Regions from separate parts of the Homo sapiens genome. Here region 2 is linked to region 1. The links are chromatin loops, found by intact Hi-C in ENCODE. Cell type or tissue: lower leg skin. All regions are shown on one strand.

What was found. A loop is a pair of places that touch in the nucleus more often than their neighbours do. Peaks named below come from ENCODE experiments on the same cell type or tissue, not always from the same donor. Only the 100,000 strongest peaks of a DNase experiment are listed, where the experiment ranks them.
Region 2: it touches region 1 in a loop (2.7-fold over the local background); 8 of 110 quality-filtered maps call a loop at or near these places.

The regions. Positions count from the first base shown.
Region 1 is chr7:47,111,407-47,119,406 of GRCh38, forward strand. No RefSeq gene overlaps it. Among named protein-coding and RNA genes, the nearest start is that of SNORD151, 350 kb to the right of the region's middle. In lower leg skin, no CTCF peak of the experiment used is centred here; no DNase peak of the experiment used is centred here.
Region 2 is chr7:47,235,345-47,243,344 of GRCh38, forward strand. No RefSeq gene overlaps it. Among named protein-coding and RNA genes, the nearest start is that of SNORD151, 230 kb to the right of the region's middle. RefSeq lists a silencer at 5,873-6,073. In lower leg skin, no CTCF peak of the experiment used is centred here; DNase peaks (open chromatin) are centred at 3,877, 5,027, 5,357 and 5,677.

The DNA.
Region 1 (8,000 bases):
TGTACATTTCTCTTAATATGCATGAAGTTTGAGCATCTTCTCATGTTTTAAAAAATCTAGTTTTACATCAACTGTATATATACATATACATATATATGTATATCTATATAACTATAGATATATATGTATGTATGTATATGTATGGATCTATATATCTATAGATATATATGTATATCTATATATCTATAGATATATATGTATATCTATATATCTATAGATATATATGTATATCTATATATCTATAGATATATATGTATATCTATATATCTATAGATATATATGTATATCTATATATCTATAGATATATATGTATATCTATATATCTATAGATATATATGTATATCTATATATCTATAGAGATATGTATATCTATATATCTATAGAGAGATGTGTATATCTATATATCTATAGAGAGATGTGTATATCTATATATCTATAGAGAGATGTGTATATCTATATATCTATAGAGAGATGTGTATATCTATATATCTATAGAGAGATGTGTATATCTATATATCTATAGAGAGATGTGTATATCTATATATCTATAGAGAGATGTGTATATCTATATATCTATAGAGAGATGTGTATATCTATATATCTATAGAGAGATGTGTATATCTATATATCTATAGAGAGATGTGTATATCTATATATCTATAGAGAGATGTGTATATCTATATATCTATAGAGAGATGTGTATATCTATATATCTATAGAGAGATGTGTATATCTATATATCTATAGAGAGATGTGTATATCTATATATCTATAGAGAGATGTGTATATCTATATATCTATAGAGATATGTGTATATCTATATATCTATAGAGATATGTGTATATCTATATATACATATATACATATAAATATATATGTGTATATATACACACACACACACACACACACACACACATACAAGACTATCCAGGCCTGATGTTTTTATGCAAAATATTCCTTGATAATTTTCTCTAGTTTACTGTGGAGATAGGCCTGTTTAAACATTCCATTACTGTTGGAATTGATTTTGGTAAACTCTGTTTTCCAAAAAATGATCAAATTCACCAAAATTTCCAATTGTACTTGCATAGATGCAAGCAAAGTAGTCTCTTGTGATGTGATATATATATATATATATCTTGCCCATTTTATAGGACTTTTAGATTTTTTTCACAATTTTAAAATGTCCTTTATACATCAGGGATATTAGTTTCCTTATCTGTGATATATATTATAAAGATTGATTCAAGAGTATTCTTGATATCATTTGCCATGAACACATTTTTCTTTGTAAGAAGTCAAATTAATTAAACCCTCACTGTTCTGTTGCCTGTGGGTTAAGTTATTGATAGAAAGTCTTTCCCTATGCTGAGGTTTTGAAGTTTTTCACACATTATTTTCTTTTATTGTATCTTTTCACTCATATTATTATCTCTGAAACTTTTGGAGTTCATCTCATATGTATAGAATGAAGAATGGATATAATTTTATCTGTTTCCTAATGACTGTCCTACTGGCCCAGCACCATTAATGAAGTGGTTCAATTTTGTCCAGTAATTTGACATGCCACAATTGTCACATTCTGAATGTCCATGTGTAATTGGACCAGTGTCTACAGTTTTCAGTCTTACCCACCAGTCTGCCACTCTGCATGCACCAGTGTCATGACATTTTCATTCTGTGGCTTTGTAGTAATGTTTGGTGAAGTAATAATCCCTTATAATTCTTCTCTTTCAGTACTTGCCTAGTTATTCAAGTGTATTTATTTTTCAATACAAATGTTAGTATCAACTTGCCTAAGTCCAGGGACAAAAGCTTATTGGTATTTTTGTTGGGATTACATTAAATTTATAAAGAAACAGGGAGTGACATTTTTATGATATTTCCACATCACAGGAAAATACAATGATGTCTGTTTTTCAAATCTGTTTTCTATTTTTCAAGAGCGTTTCCCATTTTTCTTCACAGGGATTTTGAGCATTTCTGGTTTCTACAAGTTTGGTTGAATTCCCCTGAAAGACTATCCAGGCCTGATGTTTTTAGGCAAAATATTCCTTGATAATTTTCTGTAGTTTACTGTGGAGATGAGCCTGTTTAAACATTCCATTACTGTTGGAATTGATTTTGGTAAACTCCGTTTTCCAAAAAATGATCAATTTCACCAAAATTTCCAATTGTACTTGCATAGATGCAAGCAAAGTAGTCTCTTGTGATTCTTACATTTATTGTAGGCATTCTTTCTCTCCCACTCTCCCTCTGGCACTTCCCCTCTCCTATTTATCTTTCCTATCTCTCTCTCCCTTCATTGTGTGAGTCCCATTACAAGTATGTTAGATCTTTTTCACATAACCAGTATGTCTCCCATGTTCTTTTCTCTACTTTTTAGTCCTTTTTTGCTCAAACTGTATCTAACGTATTGCTAAGCTCATCCTTTGAGTTAGTTTTTCTTCTGGATTTGTTAAATAACAGAATGTCCCCTTGGGACTTTCTTCAAATATTCTGTTCTCAGTTTTGTTTTTTATTTTCTTGAGCATATTAGCATAGTTATTTTTAGTCAATATATTAAGATAACATTCCATAAGTTCCCTGTATGACTTTTGCTCTTTTCTGTGATGTCTTTTTTTCTTTTAGATCTCATAGTTTTCTGCCTGCTTATACCTGGTTGTTTATGATTGAGTGACTATCATTGTATATGAAAGACTGTACAATAATCTCCTTTCTCAGATATTATTTGCCTCCACTTCTGGCAGGTGGCCAGCATGCTAGCAACCTGCAGACACTTTTACTTCAATCAAGGATTGAGATGATTCAAAGACGAGTTTCAGTCCCAGGGATAACTGGACCATTTTGAGTTTGCCCTCACCCCTAAGGCCCAGACTTTCAGAGCTCACCCCAAGCTTGGGGTTGGAGGAGTGCCCAGCCATGGTCAGGCTCTTCACCACCTCCACCCTCCAGCCCTTCTAGAATTGACAGAAACTGAAGAGGAAAAACATCCCTAACTCCAGCTCACCTTCCTTGTCTACTTCTTCCCTGGGTGCTGGCTTTCTATTCTCCACTGATTTATTAGTCCTCCAGTGCCTTTCATAAAGTGTTTTTTTGTTTGGTTGGTTGATTTGGTTTGTTTGTTTTGTTTTGTTTTGTTTTGTTGTTTTTTGTTTTTTGTTTTTTTGAGATGGAGTCTTGCCCTGTCACCCAGGCTGGAGTGCAATGGCATGATCTCGGCTCACTGCAACCTCCACCTCCCGGGTTCAAATGATTCTCCTGCTTCAGCCTCCGAGTAGCTGGGATTACAGGTGCCTGCCAACACGCCCAACTAATTTTTGTATTTATAGTAGAGATGGGGTTTCACCATGTTGGCCAGGCTGGTCTCAAACTCATGATCTCATGATCCGCCTGCCTTGGCTTCCCAAAGTTCTGGGATTACAGGCATGAGCCACCGAGCCCGGCCAAGTGTTTCTTATATTTTGCCCAGGAGGACCCATCTGAATTACTTAGTTTCCCAATATTGCAAATAGAAATAAATTTACATTTTGAATCAAACATGCATATGCTTTGTAGTAACATGGGATTTTAAAAATTCAAAACACTGAGCTTCAGAGCAACATAATGCGTGAGGCCCAGACCTTAAGGGTAAAAACCCAAAATGGCACATTATGCCTGCTCACCTCTCAGTGGGGATACTGCTGTAGAAAAGTGTCAGAACCACTGATGTCTCCAGAGGCTGAGGATCACCAGCTGACTCTAGGACTTTTGTCTGAAGTGAGAAGTAGGAGCTTCTGTTGCAGAGACGGCAAAGGCATCATCTTGATCCATCTATGAGGAATGATCTAGGGCTGGCAAGATCAGGGCAGCTGTCTAGGAGTCTAGAGGAGACAACTGGCTGGCCCCTGGACATAGGGTTTCTGGGAGATAATTCTGGAAGCTCAAGTGAACACCATCTCCAAAAGAGTTCAGTTTAGGAAATGTTGAGTCTGCACACACAGGAAGTGCATGGTTGAGAGATCAACTCCTATGACAACAAAACTGTGAGAATGAGTTTGGAGAACGAAACAAGGCTTCCCTGCCTTGGAACTCCCTGTAAGCTCCCTTCAGGTAAAGCTATGGACCTGACGCATTCTAACTTGTGTTACTTTATTTAGGCCAACTGCAAATGTGAGCTGTAGCTCTGGAGAAAGGACACAGACATGAAGAATCAGGGCATGGCAGGTGTGGGCTGGCTCACCCCACACACCTGCCACGGGGCTGCATCACCCTGTTCGGCTCCCCAGCATCATCCTGTCCTGATTCAACACACTTTTCCACTTCTCAGCTCATTAACTAAGCGTACTATGAGCTCAAGAGAATGGAGTTCGTCGCAATGCCAAGCAGTGGCACAGTTTTATAGAGTGCACATGAAAAACACCTCATCAGAACTCAATATCCTCTGCTGCAAACTGGGGATACCTAGAACCCTCCCTCACTTGTCTCACAGAGCTGGTGGGGACTAGGGTGATGGAGCAGAGAAGTGATTGATACTTGGGTCAGGACTGAAAAAGTTACCTAATATTACCAGTGGCATGAAACCATTCGTGACTGAGCTACTTCTCATAAATATTATAAGTAACCTCTTGGTCCACCTAATTTTGTAACAATAAATGCCTTATTATAGCCATTCTTTTCTGGAAATTATCTATTTGAGGTTCAGAAAATATGTATTCAATTTAAAGGAGCCAAATTTTATTATATTCCTAAGTCTGCTCTCTACTTTTCTATTAAATGATTTTTAAGAATGATAAAGAGAGAACAATTGTCATATGATTGGCTCATACACAACTTTGGCCTTGGAAAATCCCTAAAAGTCCCTAAAATAAGCAAACTGCAGTTTGTAACCCAAAATCCAAAGGAACAAAACAACTGTAGTGTTTATACACATTGTGACCCCACTAGCCAATTAAACTCCTGATCGCCAGCAAATCTATTTATTTTTCTTTTTGTATTTGAGTAGAATGTAAACTGTGAAATGGCTTTGCTTTTTCATCTGCATGAAAAAAATGATATGTCCCTTGAAGCGCATGGCATGTGGTGGTTCACCCTCAATCCATCCTGGCCACCTATGTCAATCCAAATCACCCACCCCACATTAAGTGAGGTATTGGGATCACCTCCCCAGCTCCTGCCCGCATTCTAGGGGAATTCAGTATCAGTGCAGGTGACACAGCCAAGATCCCCAGGACATGTCCCTGGATTGTCTCACCTACAATGATCTTTATTCCCCTCCGTTAAGACTTTAGAAACCCCCATGCCTCAGGGCAGAAATTACAATTTGAAGTATCCGCAGCCCAAACAGATTGATTAGTCCCTCCCATTGGGTGAGGAGTGCACTGCAGGTTGAACATAGCCCAGGAGGCAGAAACTGTGATCTCCGGGGAGGGGAGAGTTGTGAGCAAGGACCCTTCTGCCAACTGCTGCCCCATGTGAAGGAGCCCACAAGGACTGATCTTCTGGCTTACTAAAGAAGAGTTATCCAGACTCTTTTGTACACAAAACCTGTTTATTCAAGCCTGGTTCCATTAAAAGGCAAAACAACCTAGACAGCAGTAAAAGTGTGCTGTGGTCCCAACTAAATAAATAGGCCCTGATTCTCAACTTCCAACCTCTGCTTTCAGCCTCTTCTCATCTCAGGGCTGCCCCATTCATGAAATTCAGAACTCTGCCGTCCTTCTTGGGTGGCCACTGCCTGTCCTTCTTGCCCCGTTGCTCTGTTCGTTCTTAAGCCTCATCCAGACAGAGGCTTTGGCTCTGCCTCCTTCCCAGTCTCTCTGCCACCTGTCTCCACCTGGCCCCCCCAGGCCTTACACCTGGAGGCATCACTTCAGTATCTCCTGGGCCCTTCCTCTCTCCCAGATCTGTCCTAACCTGTGTACCTGTCCACTGACAACAGCCTTCCAGGAACCTTACCCTGCTGTGCTCCTTGGCTGGAGCTCTCTCAAGGACAGATATGTATGCTTCAGCGTCTGCCAGGCCCAGGCTCAGGACTTATAGAAGGAATGTACTGTGTTCTGGATGTCTGTGTCCCCCCAGAATTCATATATTAACATCCTTACTCCCCAGGTGATGGCATTAGAAGGTGGGGCCTCTGGGGGTGATTAAGTCGTGAGGATGGAGCCTCATGAATGGGTCAACATCCTTATAAAAGAGACCCCAGAGAGCTTCCTCACCCCTTCCACCATGGGACAACACAGCGAGAAGGCTAGGAGTCCTTGCCAGATGCTAAATCTGCTAGTGTCTTGATCTTGAACTTCTCAGTCTTCAGAGCTGTAAGAAATACATTTCTGTTGTTTATAAACCACCCCATTTATAGTAATTTGTTTTAGCAGCCCAAATGGACTAAAAGCATGAAGGAAGATATTTTCCAATTTTTCTAAAAAATAAGATTTAAGATCAGACCAACCACCCACTAACCTGTTAACCAATGACAAGTTACTTAATCTCTAAACCTCAGTTTTCTCATCTATAAATGGGAGCAATATGACATAGCCCAGAGTTGCTATGAAGAGCAAATGATCTATGGCAGGCCCTAGGCACAGCACATAAAGCATAGAAGCATCCAGCCACTTTTTACTATTATTACTATTGTTGTTGTTATTTTAAATTTAATCAGTGACGGACATCTTGCTTTCCCACCCTGTGATTTCACATTGGCAAACTTCAGTCTGCTACAATCTCTTCTCTCAGTAATGGGCTGTGGATGTGCAATACCAGCAGGAAGCAGCTTCCCTAGGGCTCTCCTACAAGGTGGGCACCAGGGGCACAGCTGGGATGTAGCACTCTTCCTCCCTCAGGTTTTCAGGCTAGTGAGGACCAGCTATCTCACACACAGCCCGTCAGAAAGATACACAAAGTGGCCTGCTGGCCCATTCTCTTGCTGGTCCTGCAAACAAGAGGCTGGGGAACTACTTAAAGAAGATTGGGATTGATTCTCTTGGCCCACACCATAAAATGAGAAGTCATCACTGCGTGGACATCAAAGCACACAGGGGCCAGGTGCTTCTCAACTACATAATTCTCTATGTCCCTCCATGTTTGAAAGAGGTGCAGGAGTGAATCCAAGGATGGATGACCAGGGTCTTTATGAGAGAGGGGAGGGGGTGTGAATGCAAAGACGGGTAAGGCCTGAACCCGCCTTGGGCTCTGGGAGCACAGAGTCCTGGGAGCAGGCAGGATGGCAGGAAAGCATCGCGCCTCTAGAGCCAGACTGCCTGGGTTTGTTTTATTTTTCCCAGCCCAATTGAGATCCAATTGACAGAAGGAAACAGTATATATTGAAGGCATATATGTGATGATTTGATATATGTACACACTGTGAATTGATCACTACGACCAAGCTACTTAACATATCCATAACCTCACACAGTTGCCTTTTGTGTGGGGTGGGGGTTGGTGGGAACACTTAAGATCTACTCTCTTAGCAAATTTCAAGCATACAATACATTATTATTAACCATAGTCACCATGCTGTACATTCGATTCCCCAGCACTTATTCGTCTTATAACTGCAACTTGGTACCCTTTGACCAACATCTCCCCAGCCCCAGCCCCAACCCCAGCCCCTGGCAACTACCATTCTACTATCTGTGTCTGTGAGTTCCATTTATTTCCATTTCAAATATAAGTGAGATCATTGACTGCTTGGGTTTAAATTCTGGCTCTGACCCTTCCATATGTGTGACCCTTGGCAAGTGCATACCTAGCTGTCAATTTCTCCTCTGTCAAGTGGTGACAATGTGGATAGCGCTGCCTGAAAATATTGTTGCAAGAATTAGGTAAAATAATACGAACAATATGCTTAGCACTGCGCCCGGTACATAGCAAGTTCTGGATCGATGTTCTCTATTTTTATTAGTAAAGATGTACATGAATGCAGAATTAGAGCACAAATGATAATGACCATGGGGCTGCACCAAACATTGTATTAATAGAATAAAAAGGGAGCAAGTGCATTGAGGATGAGATGATTCAGT
Region 2 (8,000 bases), 120 kb after region 1:
AATGAGTACTAAATATATTTTCTCTTCCTTATGCTTTTCATATAAGATTTTCTTTCCTCTAGCTAACTTCATTGTAAGAATACAGTATGTAATGCATTTAACCATACAAAAAGTGTCTTACTCAACTATGTTATCAGTAAGGCTTCTGGTCAACAGTAAGCTTTTAGTAGTTATGTTTTTGGGAGAGTTAAAAGTTATATGCAAATTTTCAACTGTGCAGTGGTTAGTACGCCTAACCCCCATGCTGTTTGAAGGTCAACTGTGCAGCCATGCTGGGGGTTAGGGCTTCAAGATATGAATTAGGGGTGTGCAGGGAGGGACACAAACATTCAGTTCCTAAGAGTCTATGAGGGTATAAATAGTGTCATCTTCTTTTGCTCACCATTTTGTCCCTAGTGCCTAGTAGAAAATACAGCACTAGATAATTAGTAAGCGCACTGACTAAATAAATACATAGGCAATAATTTTTTTAGATGACCTGTAGATTACACAATTTTGACATTTGTCTGATCTGTTAAAACTGACATGGGAAAAAACCTAAGATATATCTCCTATGTTCAAAACTACTCTGAATTTAAAGCATAGTCTTACTGGCAGACTTACAACTTCCTGTAATACCTCTATGTCCTGTTATGAGCTAAGACATTGTACAGTCTTCAGTGGGAGAAGGGATTTTTCTCTTATAAAAGGCTTAGTCAAATACGTCCTTTTGAGTTATGCTTAAGATACACATAGTTTGCTCCAACTGTGCCAGTATACATTATTCTACGAATAAAGTTTCCCAAATTTTTTTCATGAGGCAGAGAAATCTCGCACTTACCTATATTATTACAATTAGTACTGCAATGACTACTGATTACCAGAAGGCTGGGGGGTGGGCAGGCAGAATGCTCCAATGGCAGTAACCTTAAGGTAAAAAATATCCAAAAATTTGAACCACATTCATGAACAACAAACTGGGTAACTTTGTGTAAGACACTTCACCTCTCCACTTAGGTCCAATATTTTATAAATGCGTTATTTTGTTTATAATATTTGTATTGATGCATGAAATCATTGCACTTATTCTTCTGAGAAAGCTCCAAATAGTGACACAATGACACTGCAGAGAGCAAGGCCATCAAGATATGAGAAATTACTAAAAATCATGCCCTAAGATGGGTGATGATTGAACTGCAGTAATGAAACTCTATCTCCTAACTCTGCTCAATCTATCCAGTGAAATCAGAGGTCAGCTGTACCACAGGAAACACTGAGAAGTCAAGACAAGATCAGTATGGTCATCTGACCTTTGTTCTCTGCTTGAGGGATAAGCTCATCTGGGAGCCCAAAGAACAAAGCAAGAGGTATCAAGGGAGTTGAAGACGTTTATTTTTCCACAAACCAAGCAATTACTGTACCCTGAAGTGTTGAAATTTCATAATAGGCTATATTTGCAGTATTTCCCTCCAGAATAACAAGAGCCAGAACTCCAGAAAGAGAGAAATCTGAACTGATTCCCAGGCTATTTCAATATAGTCAAAGTTTCAATTATCTTCAGTAAATGAGAACTATTCTAGGTACAATATTCCTTTGTGGTCAATCCGATACTGATGCAATTTCTATCATAACATGTGGACAGAAATTTTCCTGGAAGGCTTTCGATCATATCTCCAGATGGATTTATATCCAGGAGGCAATGACCTAAAAACAAGAACTGCATGTACTCATTACAACAGTGGATCTGCTCACTAGAAACAAACAAGGCTGTCAACTGCCTTGAATAAAATGACATTACATACATTTTTTTTAGCCCATACAACGTACCAAGCAACTGCCAGCTGCATCCACCATGTTGTCTAGTTCAATAATGATGATAGCCCAATGAGGTGAAGTCATTATTTTCATTTGATATAGGAAAAAGCACAGGATCAGAGGACATCCCATTGGCTTAGATGTCACTTCCAATGTTTACCCCACTACACATGTGTGCCTTTGGCCTCCAAGAGACTTTGATGAGATCAACTCAATCACATTATTTGGGCCTTCTATGGAAGTTCTGCTGTCTACATTCCTAACAGTATATAAGGCGTTGAATTCCTCAGAATATTCCTCAGAATTCCTCATCCAGTAAAAATATCCTTCAGGAATGAAAGGGAAATAGACATTCTCTGATACAGAAGAGCTAAGAGAATTTGTTACCAGAGATCTGTTCAAAAGAAATGCTAAAGAAAGCTCTTCATACTAAATGCAAATGGCACTGGAGGGAAACATAATTTCAGGATTTAAGGAAAAAAACACAAATCAAAATATCTGTGTAAATATAATAGACTATAACTTCTTAGACTCTTTAAAATGTATATAATCATTGACAGAAGGAATTATAACATTTTATGTGACAACTATAACATTAAGTGGGGAGGATAAAGGGACCTATATGGTTGTGAGACTTCTGAATTTTACTTTAAATGGTAAGTATTAATTCTAAGTAGACAGTGAGAAATTAGGTATGTGTTATATCTTTGGAGTAATCACTTTTTAAAAAAAGGAAAAAGAGATAGCCTAAAAGCCAACAGATAAATCTAAATAGCATACCAAAAATATTCAAATAGCCTAAAAGAAGTCATGAAAGGAAAAATCAAGGAAAAGCAACAAAAACAAAAAACAGAAGAAACACACAGAAAAACAAAATAATAAATCTAAATCTCAATGATTTCTTAACTGTAAATTATAGAAACATACCAATTACGGGACAGAGATTATAAGATTCAATTCTATGCTGTCTGCAAGAAACCCTTTTTACAAAAGGTAACTGTGAGGTGATAGATACATTAATTAGTTTGATTTCACAATGTATATGTAAATCAAAACGTTTTACATCTTAAATTATACAATTTTTCTTTATCAATTATATCTCAATAAAGCTGGTGGAACTCTTTTTAAATGCAATGATATAAATGACACTAATTATAAGAAAACTGGAATCCATACCCCCAGATTAATCATGAGAAAAACATTACACAAATTCAAATTGGTGGGCACTCTACAAAATACTTGACCAGTATACCTCAAGCTGTCAATATCTGAAAAACGAAAAAAGACTGAAAAGCTGTCTCAGACCAGAATTCCTCCAGGCATCACACCCTCCTTAAAGGTAGAGACGGGGCAGATGGGCAAAAGGCCAGTGGGAGAGGTAGACAAGGTAGCCTCACAAGAAAGTGCTCCTGGGTCCCCTCTGTGGGCTTTCTCTTGCATCTTATGGACCAGAACTGAGTCCCATGTCATCCTAGTAGCAAGGAGAGCTAAAGAGACTCTAACCTCTGAAGCAAAAGGCTAGGCAGGAGGGGCTGCGAGCAGCAGTGCATGTCGGGGTAAGTTGGAGGGTTAATACTTTTTTGTATTTGAATTTGTGCTTTCGTCATCGTGAGAATTATTCCATTCATGTTAATTGGAGGTGGGTGGGAGTGCTGGTCTCTAGCCAACCACCCCGCACTACAGGTATATACAGACTGACCAGGAACCCCATTATGGTTGTTCAAATACGAATATGTTTGTGCAGTTTTTCATTTGAGGAAGATGTGTTTTGGCTTCTTAATGGTGCTATGATTCCATCAAGTAGGCTGAATTATAGCTCCTCACTTCCCACGAGAAGCTAATATTCTCAACTAGAACACCCACAGAGAAAGCAAGGAGAACAACTTTAGAAAATATGTGCCACCCTGCATGCCTGTAACCTTATTGAGACATTCCCCATCACAACAGACGCCCTCCGCTGTAGCCCCCCGTCAGCCATCTCCAAGGGCCAGGCAGAGGTCAGCAGAGTGTGGCAGATGTCACCACACAGGAGTCAACCCTAGACCTGAGCAGGGAATGGGCAGCACCCAAGCCAAAGCTCCCCCTTTCCCCACGTCACCAGGAGGCCTGGAACTCTCCCATTGCCGCCACCATGCGTAGAGCCTGCTTCCCTCCCTAGAAGAATGAGGCTGTCCAGGGTAGAACTGGCTGCAAGGAGGGGCACATGCTTTGCAGCCCAGAAAGACAGATTCCAAAGTGAGCTCCAGACCCAGCGACCCTGGGATTTGGGGAGAATTCCTCAGCTTGCTTATCAGCAAGACCAGGATGCAGAATCTGCCTGGGCAATGGCAGCATCATGAGATGCTAGGAATAATAGAGAGCAGGAAATACTCCTCTCTCTGTAAAATACTAGGTTAATGTTGTAATTTGGCATAAGTATACAGGGAAAATTGTGTGATTGTATTTTTATGTTTATTCATCCTTCACTTTTTAAAAAAAAATGACACTTCTACAGATTATTGTATCATCTTATCCATCATCTCCAGATGTTTTTGTTTGGTTTCTAATGGTTATTCTGAAATTGTTACTACGATTGACCTCTTTTTGTTGATTTTCAGAGGATCCTTATTTAAAAAAGTAAAAATAAAAATAAAAAAACAGAAAATCTAGGAAAGTTGCATGTATCCAAAACTAAGATGCTCTGTTATTTCCAAATTTTTATTTGTAAATGTGTTTTTCCCTCCCTAAGCTTTTCTCAAGGGGCTACATTGTTCCAGATCTTTCCAGCATTTGGAATAAAGTTGAGTTGCACACTTAACATTCTTCTTTAATTATGAAGTTGAAATAAACATTAGTATATGCCAGACCCAATTGTTGTTGGGGACAAAAGTGCATTGGGCAATGGAGAAAGGAGTGAGTCTTTCTGTGGTCGCTCACCACATGAAATAAAAATGATGGATACTCCACATTATCATCCTTTGACAAAAAGGATAAGGGAGACAGTTTCCACTTTGGCAATTTCTTTGTTTACAGAAAAGGAAAGGTGGGAGAGGCCTGTGTTCCCAAAAGCATACTCAGTGTTTTGCAACTTCTTTGAAAAGCTGCTAGGGAACCAAGGCCTTTGCTCTCAACTGAGAGTTTCCAAGGATCATGGTCCTGGTGCTGCAAACAGGGTCAGAGCTGAGGTGGTTGTTCTGTTTGTTTTGTTTTTTTTGCCAAGCTTGGGGCCGTCTCTGGGCTTATTGTGGGCTTGCACTGAGGCACTGCCTGGCAGCAGTACATGCACGGCCCAGAGAAAACTCAGATGCGTCCATGCAGCCATCAGACTGATTATTTCCATTCATCTCTGGTTACTACACTCTGGGGCATCCCCATGCTCCACAGGTAGCATTCCAAGCCCTCCCAATTCTCCATTTTCACCCCATCTCAGCCACTCCCCTGCAGCCCAGGCTCCTTCATTTGACTTTAGCACCCATGTTTCCCCTGCTGAAATGGTTGCTCCTTCCTTTCCACTGGGAGGACAATGATCTTCCATAGGTCACCTTCCCCTAGGCTCAGGGAAGCCCTGCACTCCCGCCAACACAGCAGCCATCACATTGCTTGATAACTGTTAGGAACAGAACTGTGTGCTCCCCAAAATTCACAGGCGGAAGCCCTAACCCCCAGTGTGACTGTATCTGCAGATAGAATGTTTAAAGAGGTAATTATGGTTAAATGATATCATAAGGGTAGGGCCTAATCCAATAGGACTGGTGGCCTTATAAGAAGAGAGAAAGACACCAGGAATGTGTGCACAGGAAAAAGACTACATGAGGACACCGGGAGAAAGTGGCATCTACAATCCAAGGATAGAGGCCTCAGGAGGAGCCAACCCTGCTGATGGACTTCCAGCCTCAAGGATGTGAGAAATGTCTGTTGTTTGAGCTTCCCAGTCTACGGTACTTCATCAAGCAGCCCCAGCCGACTAATACAGTCACTGCCTGCACCTCTCCTCCACAGTGGCCTCCCCTTACAACCAGAAGAGACCATCATTTCAAGTCACTTTTCTAGCATGGGATCCTCAGTAAGTGCATCACCAATAGTAGCTGTGTTGACAAAGTTTCAGCTGCAGCAGCTGTACTTGTTATCTTTCTTGTTATTGCCTTCAAGCAGAAAAATAAAATCTTCCTTATCTCTGTTAAGAAGTGTGCTTCCTGAGACTCCCTTCCCACGCTCCAGGCAATTGCCTGGAAGTCTCCACTCAATGTATCATGAGAAAGAAAGCAGCTTCAGAGGCCCAGATGGGTCACAAGGAGCAAGGTTGTTATGAAGGCTAAAAAGCTATAATGATGTGTGCATCAGCCCTCCGATGCCTGCCATGGGCCAGGGATCACACAGGGCAGTGGACGAAGATGAACAGGTGAACTGGCCTCTCTCAGAGCAACAGCCATGGAGAGATAGGAAACCCCTGTTTTGTTTTGTTTCATTTTGTTTTGTTTTCTGAGACAGAGTTTCGTTCTTGTTGTCCAGGCTGGAGTGCAATCGCGCAATCTCAGCTCACTGCAAACTCCGCCTCCCAGGTTCAAGCGATTCTCCTGCCTCAGCCTTCCAAGTAGCTGGGATTACAGGCATGCACCACCAACCCTGGCTAATTTTTAGTAGAGATGGGGTTTCACCACGTTGGTCAGGCTGGTCTCAAACTCCTGACCTCAAGTGATCCACCTGCCTTGGCCTCCAAAGTGCAGGAATTACAGGCGTGAGTCACTGTGCCTGGCCAGGAAATTCCTGTTCATCTGTCTTCCTTTCCAGAAATTCTGGACATGCCCACAAACAGAGCTCTGTCTAAGATTCATCTTGGTACTCCCAAACTTTAGTTAAACTGACCATATTTTTGCATTTGATTTTTAAAAATTTTTCCTTTCCCCTTTCTTCCTCCACAATTAAATATTTTATTTTGTTTATTTATTTATTTATCATTTTATTTGTTTTTTTTTTTTTTTTTGAGACTGAGTCTCACTCTATCGCCCAGGCTGGAGTGCAGTGGCACGATTTCGGCTCGCTGCAATCTCCGCCTCCCAGGTTCAAGTGATTCTCCTGCCTCAGCCTCTCAAGTAGCTGGAATTACAGGCGCCCGCCACCACGCCTGGCTAATTTCTTTATTTTTATTAGAGACAAAGTTTCACCATGTTGGCCAGGATGGTCTCGAACTCCTGACCACAAATGATCCGCCCACCTCAGCCTCCCAAAGTGCTGGGATTACAGGTGGGTGTGAGCCACCTCGCCCAGCCCACAATTAAATATTTTAAATCAAGTGTCTTCATACCTCTGTTCTTCTCTGAAGATACTCATAATGGAATATTCTGGAGAAGCAGAGACATGGAAGAAACATCAATTTCCCCATGAGTTTTCAAAAGCAGAGAAATTAGATGTCCAACAAAAAATTCTATATATCCTACCAGACACTTCTCTCTATCTCTCCCCTAATTTTAGGGTTCAGAACTAACTCAAGAAAATGTTTCTTGTTATGATCGAATGAAAAAAGTAAGCATTTCAAAGGTGTTATGACTTTATTTAATTTCCAAGGCCACATGAACCTTTTGAAGCTTTACCCAGACCTAACACTTTGCTGACACACTGGGTGAACATTAGGCAGCACACAAAAAGTCATCATATGCAGTCCTTTTGACATTTTTAAAAATTTCAGGCTGGGCGTGGTGGCTCATACCTGTAATCCCAGCACTTTGGGAGGCCCAGGCAGGCAGATCACGAGGTCATGAGTTTGAGACTAGCCTGGCTAACATAGTGAAACCCTGTCTCTACTAAAAATACCAAAAATTAGCTGGGCGTGGTGGCACACACCTGTAATCCCAGCAACTTGGGAGGCTGAGGAAGGAGAATCTCTTGAAGATGGTAGACAGAGGTTGCAGTGAGCTGAGATCACGCCACTGCACTCCAGCCCGGGCGACAGTGCGAGACCCCATCTCAAAAAAAAATTTGTTTTCAAATAAATATGCATAAAGTGGTTATCAGAGACAGGAGCTCCTTGAGTGAGGCACAGTGATAGTTCCTAATATAGATGGCTCCACGGCCTCCTCTCCTTGCTCCTAAACACCACCCCTCCTTTGTCTTATTGGGGCCACATGACTTAACCCTGCCCATTCCTCTTACCTAGAGATGGGCTTCATGACAAGGCCGTTTCCCTAGACTCCACCTGCCCCACTGTGGCTAAAAATAAACCCTTGGAGCCA